2 separate regions of the Homo sapiens genome follow, and region 1 is linked to region 2. A link is an interaction called in ENCODE POLR2A ChIA-PET data of the cell type or tissue named here. Cell type or tissue: endothelial cell of umbilical vein. All regions are shown on one strand. Links, peaks and the distances in the headings refer to the core of each region. The heading gives the core; the rest is flanking DNA.

Region 1 (2,500 bases), core at 1-2,500, 110 kb before region 2:
CCCTCTTTTCTAATATAAACACATAAAGCTCTGTTTCCTTCTAGGTAACTGATTTGGGATCTTCCCTCTTTTCTAGTATAAACACATAAAGCTCTGTTTCCTTCTAGGTAACTGATTTGAGATCTTCGCTCTTTTCTAATATAAACACATAAAGCTCTGTTTCCTTCTAGGTAACTGATTTGAGATCTTCCCTCTTTTCTAATATAAACACATAAAGCTCTGCTTCTTGGTAACTGATTTGGTATCTTCCCTCTTTTCTAATAGAAACACATAAAGCTCTGTTTCCTTCTAGGTAACTGGTTTGAGATCTTCCCTCTTTTCTAATATAAACACATAAAGCTCTGTTTCCTTCTAGGCAACTGATTTGAGATCTTCCCTCTTTTCTAATATAAACACATAAAGCTCTGTTTCCTTCTAGGTAACTGATTTGGGGTCTTTCCTCTTTTCTAATATAAACACATAAAGCTCTGTTTCCTTCTAGGTAACTGGTTTGAGATCTTCCCTCTTTTCTAATATAAACACATAAAGCTCTGTTTCCTTCTTGGCACTGCTTTAGCTGCATCACACAGATACTTATACGTTGTATCTTCACTTTTGTTCTGTTAAAAATATTTTCTAATTTCCCTTGAGACTTGCAGGTCTTTTACCTGCAAATTATTTGGAGGTATAGGATGTTCAGTTTCGAAGGGATATTTCCAGTAATTGATTTTGAGTTTAATTCCATTATGGTAAGAGAACATACTTTAAATGATTTCAATTATTTCAGATTCATTAAGATTTATTTTATGACCCTATACTAAGTTGAAAATTTGTGTATACATTTTGACTCCCCAAAAACTTAACTACTAATAGCCTACTGTTGACCAGAAGTCTTACCTATAACATAAACAGTCAATTAGCACATGTGTTGTATATGTATTATATACTATATTCTTACAATAAAGCAAGCTAGAGAAAAGAAAATGTTATTAAGAAAATCATAAGGAAGATAAATATATTTTCTATTCATTAAGTGGAAGTGGATCAACATAAAGGTCTTCATCTTCATGGTCTTCACACTGAGTAGGCTGAGGAGGAGAAGGAGGAAGAGGAGTTAGTGTTGCTGTCTCGGAGATGGCAGAGTCAGAAGAAAATCCACATGGAAATGGACACACACAGTTCAAAGCTGTGTTGTTCAAGGATCAATTCTGTTCTGCATTTGTTAGGTGGAGTGTTCTATAAATGTCAGTTGGACCTAGTTAGTTCATAGTGTTGTTTAGTTCTTCTACATCCTTGTTTATTTTGTCTACTAGTTCTATCAATTACTGAGAAAAAGTGTTTGTGTCTCCAGCTATAATTGTGGATCTGTTTATTTCTCTTTTCCATTCTGTCAGTTTTTGCTTTATATATTTTGAAGTTCTTTTATTAGGTTATATACATTTATAATTATTACATCTTCTTGGTGAAATGACCCTTTTATTATTTTATAATAATTCTCTTTATTCCTGGTAATATTTTTTGCTCTGTAGTCTACTTTTTCTAATATTAATATAGTTATTCCAGCTTTCCTTTGATAAGTATTTGTATGGTATATCTTTTTTTATCTTTTACTTTTAGCCTACCTATATCATTCATTATAGTTAAAGTGAATTTCTTATAGACTGCATCAAATAAAGTCATTTTTTTATCCATTCGGATAACCTCTGTTTTAATTGAAGTGTTTAGATCACTTATATTTAATGTAATTATTGACATTTTTGGATTTCAGATTTTATTTATTTAGGATTTTTGGATTTTATTTTATTTTTTTTACTGTTTGTTCCCTTTATTTTTTATTCCTCTGTTTTCCCCTTTCTTGTCTTCTTTTGGAATATTTGGAATTCCATTTTTATTTCTTCTTCTTCTTTTTTTTTTTTTTTGACAGAGTCTCACTCTGTTGCCCAGGCTGGAGTACAGAGGTGCAGTCTTAGCTCACTGCAACCTCTCCCTCCTGGATTCAAGCAATTCCCATGCCTCAGCCTCCTGAGTAGCTGAGATTACAGGTATACAACCACCCCACTCAGCTAATTTTTGTATTTTTAGTACAGACCAAGTTTTATATTTTTAATAGAGACCTGTTGGACAGGCTCATCTTGAACTCCTGGCCTCAAGTGATCCACCCACCTCTACCTCCCAAAGTGCCAGGATTACAGGCATGAGCCAGTGCACCCGGCCTATGGTGTTTTTTTTTTTTTTTTTTTACTATATTTTTTGTCATAGATTTTAAAAATAGCTATTCTAGGGGTTACAAAATACATACTTAACTTTTCATGCTCTACTTAGAATTGATATTTTACCACTTCAAGAGGAGTGTAAAAATCTTACACCATATAGGTCCCTTTATATTGTAAAGGAATATACATACTCCTCCTTTATATTGTACTAGTCTTATCTACACACATTGAACCCCCATCAACAATTGTTGCTTTCCACTGTCAAACATGTTTTAAAAGATCAAGAGAAGAATAGCCTATTACATTTA
Region 2 (5,431 bases), core at 1,076-3,575:
GCATTCATGTACTTAATGATTCTAACACTTACATGAAAAGTTACGTGCTACTAGGATACTGAGTTTAGTTCCTAAGAAATGAGGGTGGAAGAGGGGAAAATCAACAAACAGGGGCTCTGGTCCTACTTTGCCACTGCCTGGATGTGACCTTGAGTAAGGCCTTTCTCTCTGGCCCTGTTTCCTTACTGTTGCACAATAAAGCTGATGCAGAGGCCCCTAAGATCCCTTCCTAGAACTGTCTGATCTAAGAGCATCCTTTCAACTTCACAAGCATCCTCTGGCTTCATTTTTCCACTTCACTCACTGATAAGCTGGCCTGGGGGCCTCAAGTGTCCTGGGTGTGGACCCTGAGCAGGTGGACCGATGCAGGAATGCCTCCCTCATACCATCTAATAGGCAGTAACCACAAACCACAGTGAAGAGAGAGCCGCAGAAGCTAGGACATGATATTCATATCCAAAGGGCTTTTTTTTTCCCCCTCTAGCTTCTAGAAACACAGGGTAGAACAAAGTCATTCATTAAGAGTCTTATTTCCAAAGAACTAAAATGTTGGCACTACAAATTTGGCCTACATTTCCATAGTCCTCAATTCAGTTTTAATTTATAAACTACATAGAAAAACATTTAAACAGCTGCCATCTCCATGAGTTGAACTGGGAACATACACATGCCAATTCCTTTCCTTAGGGTGACCAATTTTTACATTCAAAGCATACACTAATAACACTGAAAGGATACTCAATACAGAAAGAATGCAGGGGGAAAAATAGCCTTGTGGTGTTTTTTGTTCTCTCTGCTACCCATCAAACGCTGGGCATAACATGGGAGGAGCAAAGGCAGTGAAGGGCCCTTCAGTATTCCATTTCCTTACCCAAGAACAGGGAGCTAAGGGAGGAGGCCATTCCTGTCATTCCAGTTTTAGAAGCTCCACATCGAAGACGAGAGTGGCATGTGGTGGGATGATGCCTGGGTGCCCAGTGGCACCATAGGCATAATCTGGAGATATAGTCAGTTTGGCTCTCTGACCCACACTCATCTGTGAAAAGAACAAGGAAGACAGACTCAGCTGGACACATGCCCCAACTGTCTCTGTAAGAAAAAGAGCTGTTTACCTAGGTGTTCCTTGGCCAGGATGGTATTGACTTTCCAGTGACTTTGCAGCTGCCCAGGCATCACCACCTCCTTGTGCAGGACTTGGAGGTTGGCAGTCATATTCCATCACCCCTGCATCTCACTCCAAGAAGCCCAATGGCAGTTCAAAACCCCTCCTGACTCTCAGAACGGTCAGGCCCTCAACCTTTCTACGCAAGTCTTAATGACTAATGCTAGGCAGGTAACATTCCAGATGTCTCACCACCTAGTCCCCTTCAGTGATCTGTCACTTAAAGGACATGTTAAGTGCCATCTATGCTCTTCTTGAAAAAGGAATACTCAACTTTGCTTTAAAAAAATATATACACAGGAAGTAATACTTGAGGGTAGTCTATTTTTTCTGTATTTTTTCTATTTATACTCTTTTACCCATATAGGAAAACTTCAAAAAAGACAATATGATTTTCTGGGCTACAAAATAGCATTTACTGAATACCATTTGTGAAAATATTGATATGCCTACAACAGAAAACATCTTTGGAAGGACATACCAGACATTTGCTGTGAGGAGAACAGTATGGATAGTGAGTGACCAGTAAGGAGAGATTTCTACTTTAAAAAATATATTTGTGTATATTTTCAGTTTCAAATTAAATACACAAATAAGTATAAAATATCTACTTTCTGAACAGTGAGCAGGTTCTCTGCAGTATTTCCATCCTTTGACTTATCTCTGCTTTTGGTCTCCATGTGTATGTTCCCGACTTTCCAACTCCACCAGACAGAGGATGAATAAAGAGGAAGCTCCAGGCTGTGAAGCGTCTAGTCCTTGCTCCCCTCAGAAGCTGGGACATGTTGGACCAAGGTGGTAAGGATAGTGAGGTATGGCTTTACCTTGTACAATTCAAAACAATCATATTCCTTGACTCAGCAATTCTATTTCCAGAATATTCTGCTAACAACTCAAAAGTCCATCACAGAAGGAGTGGTTTCATAGGCATATCCACACCAGGGATTAGTCATGAGAAATCATATAGTGGTGGCTTTAAATGTATTAACATGAAAAGATGTCCAAGATGGATGAAAGAAAGCTGCCAAAATGGTCCTTGTGGCAGGCAGGACTCCACGCCTGCAAACATGTAAAACCAAAACAATATCAAAAGGAAAGGAAAAGGGTCACAAGTCAATCTCCCCTTCTTCCTGTGTTTTTAACTCACTTGGTGAAAAAATATGCTATGAAGAATTTAAAAGATATTTTATGTAGATCTCAAACTACCCAGACTTCTCACAAATGACAGGGCTGTGACTGACCCCAAAATACCAGTTAAAGGGGGAGTCAGGCATCTGTCCAATACTCGACCATGCCTCTCCAAGCCTGGGAAGTGAAGTAGGCCGATAACACTATCTCGATGGCAGATACAGCACTCAGTACATACAACGCAGTGATTGTTCCAATGCTGGAGCAGTCACAGAAGATGGGTTGTGGTATGAACAATGGCTGGCATGAAAGATGGGGGATGGGCTACAGATCCAAGAGCCAGACAGACTAGGGAGACAGAGGCAAAAAGCTATGGTTGGCAAGGTTTCCCAAGGGAAGTAAACTACAAAGCCTCTTCCTCACACTGCCAACCCTCTGCCCTGCAGGAACAGAAACCCAGACACCTGGGAGTGGGATGGCTTCAAGTTCCTGAAAGTTGAGCAGTTTATTTGGAGATAAATCAGTGATATTTTATAGAGGAAGTAGAGCAATGTGTATTCTGGAAAAGAGAGAGACAGAAATCTGTCTTTTCATCTTGGTTAAATTTCTAATTCTCCTGGGTGAGAGGGAAGCAGACTAATTACCCATCATGCAGAGCCTAATTATAAAGTTCCTTGGGTCTCAGGTCACTGAAAAACATCCCTTTACCTGGTTAGAGCCAAGAAAAAATTCCTAGGTTTGATGGAAAGACAGAATCCAACTAAAATTTGGCAACCCTGGGTCCCTATTGTCTCCTGGGAATTTTGTAGTGTTGGCAGAACAAAAGCTGTTTCCACAAATGGGGAGGAAAGAGATTAGGAAACACACTCAAGACAAACGAAATGACTTTCTCCATAAGTATGACGTCTCAGAAGTGGTCTCACACAATATGGGTAATAGATAAATACAAATTAAAACCACTGATATCATGTTTTACTCTTATTGTCCAGAGGCCAAAGATTTAACAATATACTGTGATGCTGGGGCTGGGAGGAGATTGCACCTTTATAGCCTGGTGGTGGCAGTCCAGAGTGCAACCCCTAGAGATGGTAACTTGACAAGACCTCTCAAAAACACTACACACAGCTTTTGAGCCCCTCATCCCACTTCTGAGAGTAAGTCCTATGGCAACATGTGCACACGTGGAAAATGAAGTCTGTACAAGGTGAGTTACTGCAGCATTGTTTATAATAGCAAAATACTGGAAATGACTCAAATACTCATTAATAGGGCACTAGCCAAGTAAATTATAGCACACTTACATAAACGAATACTAGGCAGCTGTAACAGAGCTTACTCCTCATTTTTTCTTTCTTTTTTGAAATGGAGTTTCGCTCTCGTCATCCAGGCTGGAGCGCAATGGCACAATCTTGGCTCACTACAACCTCCGCCTGCTGGGTTCAAGTGATTCTCCTGCCTCGGCCTCCCAAGTAGCTGGGATTACAGGCACCTGCCACCACGCCCGGCTAATTTTTGTATTTTTAATGGAGATGGGGTTTCGCCATGTTGGCCAGGCTGGTCTCGAACTCCGGACCTCAGGTGATCCATCCATCTTGGCCTCCCAAAGTGCTGGGATTACAGGAACTCCTGACCTCAGGTGATCCACCCATCTTGGCCTCCCAAAGTGCTGGAATTACAGGCATGAGCCACCGCGCCCAGCCTACTCCTCTTTTATGTAGTGGTATTGCAAGTGTCAAAAATGCATTAAGTGAAAAAGTAAACTGCAAAACAGTATGTGTGTGAAAGCAAGAAAAAAGTTATGTTTTTATATGTGCTTAAACCACAGTACAAGAAACATTAACAACAGGAGCTTCTTGTGGGGGTATTGGTCAGATGGGATGGCATGAGGGTGAGACTTTTCACTTTTTTTATTTTTGAACCGTATAAATATGCCACCTATAAAAAAATATAAAAGGTAAATACTAGAAAGCAAAACAAAACAAATGAGAGAGCATACCTGGGCAACCCCTTCTTCCCAGCCTCGGATCACCTCCTGCTTGCCTAGCATAAACTTAAAGGGCTTGTTTCTGTCCCGGGAGGAATCAAATTTCTTTCCATCTTCAAGCATCCCTGTGAAAAAGACGACTGTAACATGAGCAGCAGAGTAATGACACAAGACAAGTCAGAAACCAGCAGCAGAGCACTCATCAGAGATGCCAGTGCTGAAGAGTCTGGCAGGAACTGCAGTATCTAGGGAGGGTTTCCTGTGACCTCACTGGACATCTAAGGAGTTGCGACAGTCCTACTCCAGACCTGTGAATGCTCTTCCCTGACTCCAAGCAATAACTCGACTACAAAAGGACCCCGCGTACCAGAGATGAGCGGCAGTCCACCTTCTTCTGGAGATGGGGAGTATAAACTTCCTCCTGCCCTGACTCTCCCAGCACCCCGTGGATTTTCTCCCCAGCTAAAAATAACTGTGGTCCCTCGAGGTGCACACTATGTCTAGAAGTCACACACAGTGCAAGAAGCAATATTCCTTCCCAAAATCCCCCATCATCTTTCACATATAATGTGTGTATATATTGCTCCTCCATTGTTCAGTGCAGGCAAATCCCCCTCCACCATCTGCCACCCCCATGGGCTCCTCTGTGGTTCACTAATTGTGACCTACACACATTGCTGCTCTCCAGGCTGTGGGTCAGCACTATGGGATGTGGTAAGAGGAAGCTATAAGGCAAGCTTTCACCCTCATTCTAGTGCCAAGTGTCTCACACCAACAGGGAACCTGGGGCGTAAAGCTGGCCCCTTGTAGGCTGGTTCCTGAGTTGTCATAATTTTCCTGGGAAAGTAAAAACCAACCTAGGCTGAAATAGAGAAATGAAAGAAAGAATTTGTGCAGCATTCATCCCACTTATTTTATCCAATGCTGCCCCACAAAACAACCCATGCTCATTTTTGCACAGCTAATACTTTGTAACAGAGATGACTGAAGAGAACAGGAATACTAAGGAGGTTGCAGTGGTGGCCCTTCAAGAATTAACTCAGTAAACCCAGCCAACTGCTAGCAACTCTGTGGCCAGTGGTTCCACTCTGAGTTACTCTAAATGGGCTAGGTGCTTTCCACACATGAACGAATGCAATTCTTTCTCCACAGCACTA

Evidence for each region. Peaks named below come from ENCODE experiments on the same cell type or tissue, not always from the same donor. Only the 100,000 strongest peaks of a DNase experiment are listed, where the experiment ranks them.
Region 1: POLR2A ChIA-PET joins it to region 2 with 5 read pairs; 4 of 35 experiments call an interaction of 5 or more read pairs at or near these places.

Annotation. Positions count from the first base shown.
Region 1 is chr20:1,259,914-1,262,413 of GRCh38, forward strand. No RefSeq gene overlaps it. Among named protein-coding and RNA genes, the nearest start is that of SNPH, 5.1 kb to the right of the region's middle. In endothelial cell of umbilical vein, for the core only: no CTCF peak of the experiment used is centred there; no DNase peak of the experiment used is centred there.
Region 2 is chr20:1,371,205-1,376,635 of GRCh38, forward strand. FKBP1A (FKBP prolyl isomerase 1A) reads right to left here. Exons shown (of 5, transcript NM_000801.5): 3 at 4,287-4,399; 4 at 872-1,036. The coding sequence ends at 908. All of the region lies in intron 2 of FKBP1A-SDCBP2 (FKBP1A-SDCBP2 readthrough (NMD candidate)), which reads right to left. It overlaps SDCBP2-AS1 (SDCBP2 antisense RNA 1), which reads left to right. Exons shown (of 3, transcript NR_040049.1): 2 at 1,874-1,974. Among named protein-coding and RNA genes, the nearest start is that of MIR6869, 19 kb to the right of the region's middle. In endothelial cell of umbilical vein, for the core only: no CTCF peak of the experiment used is centred there; DNase peaks (open chromatin) are centred at 2,437, 3,367 and 3,387; H3K27ac peaks cover 1,847 bases.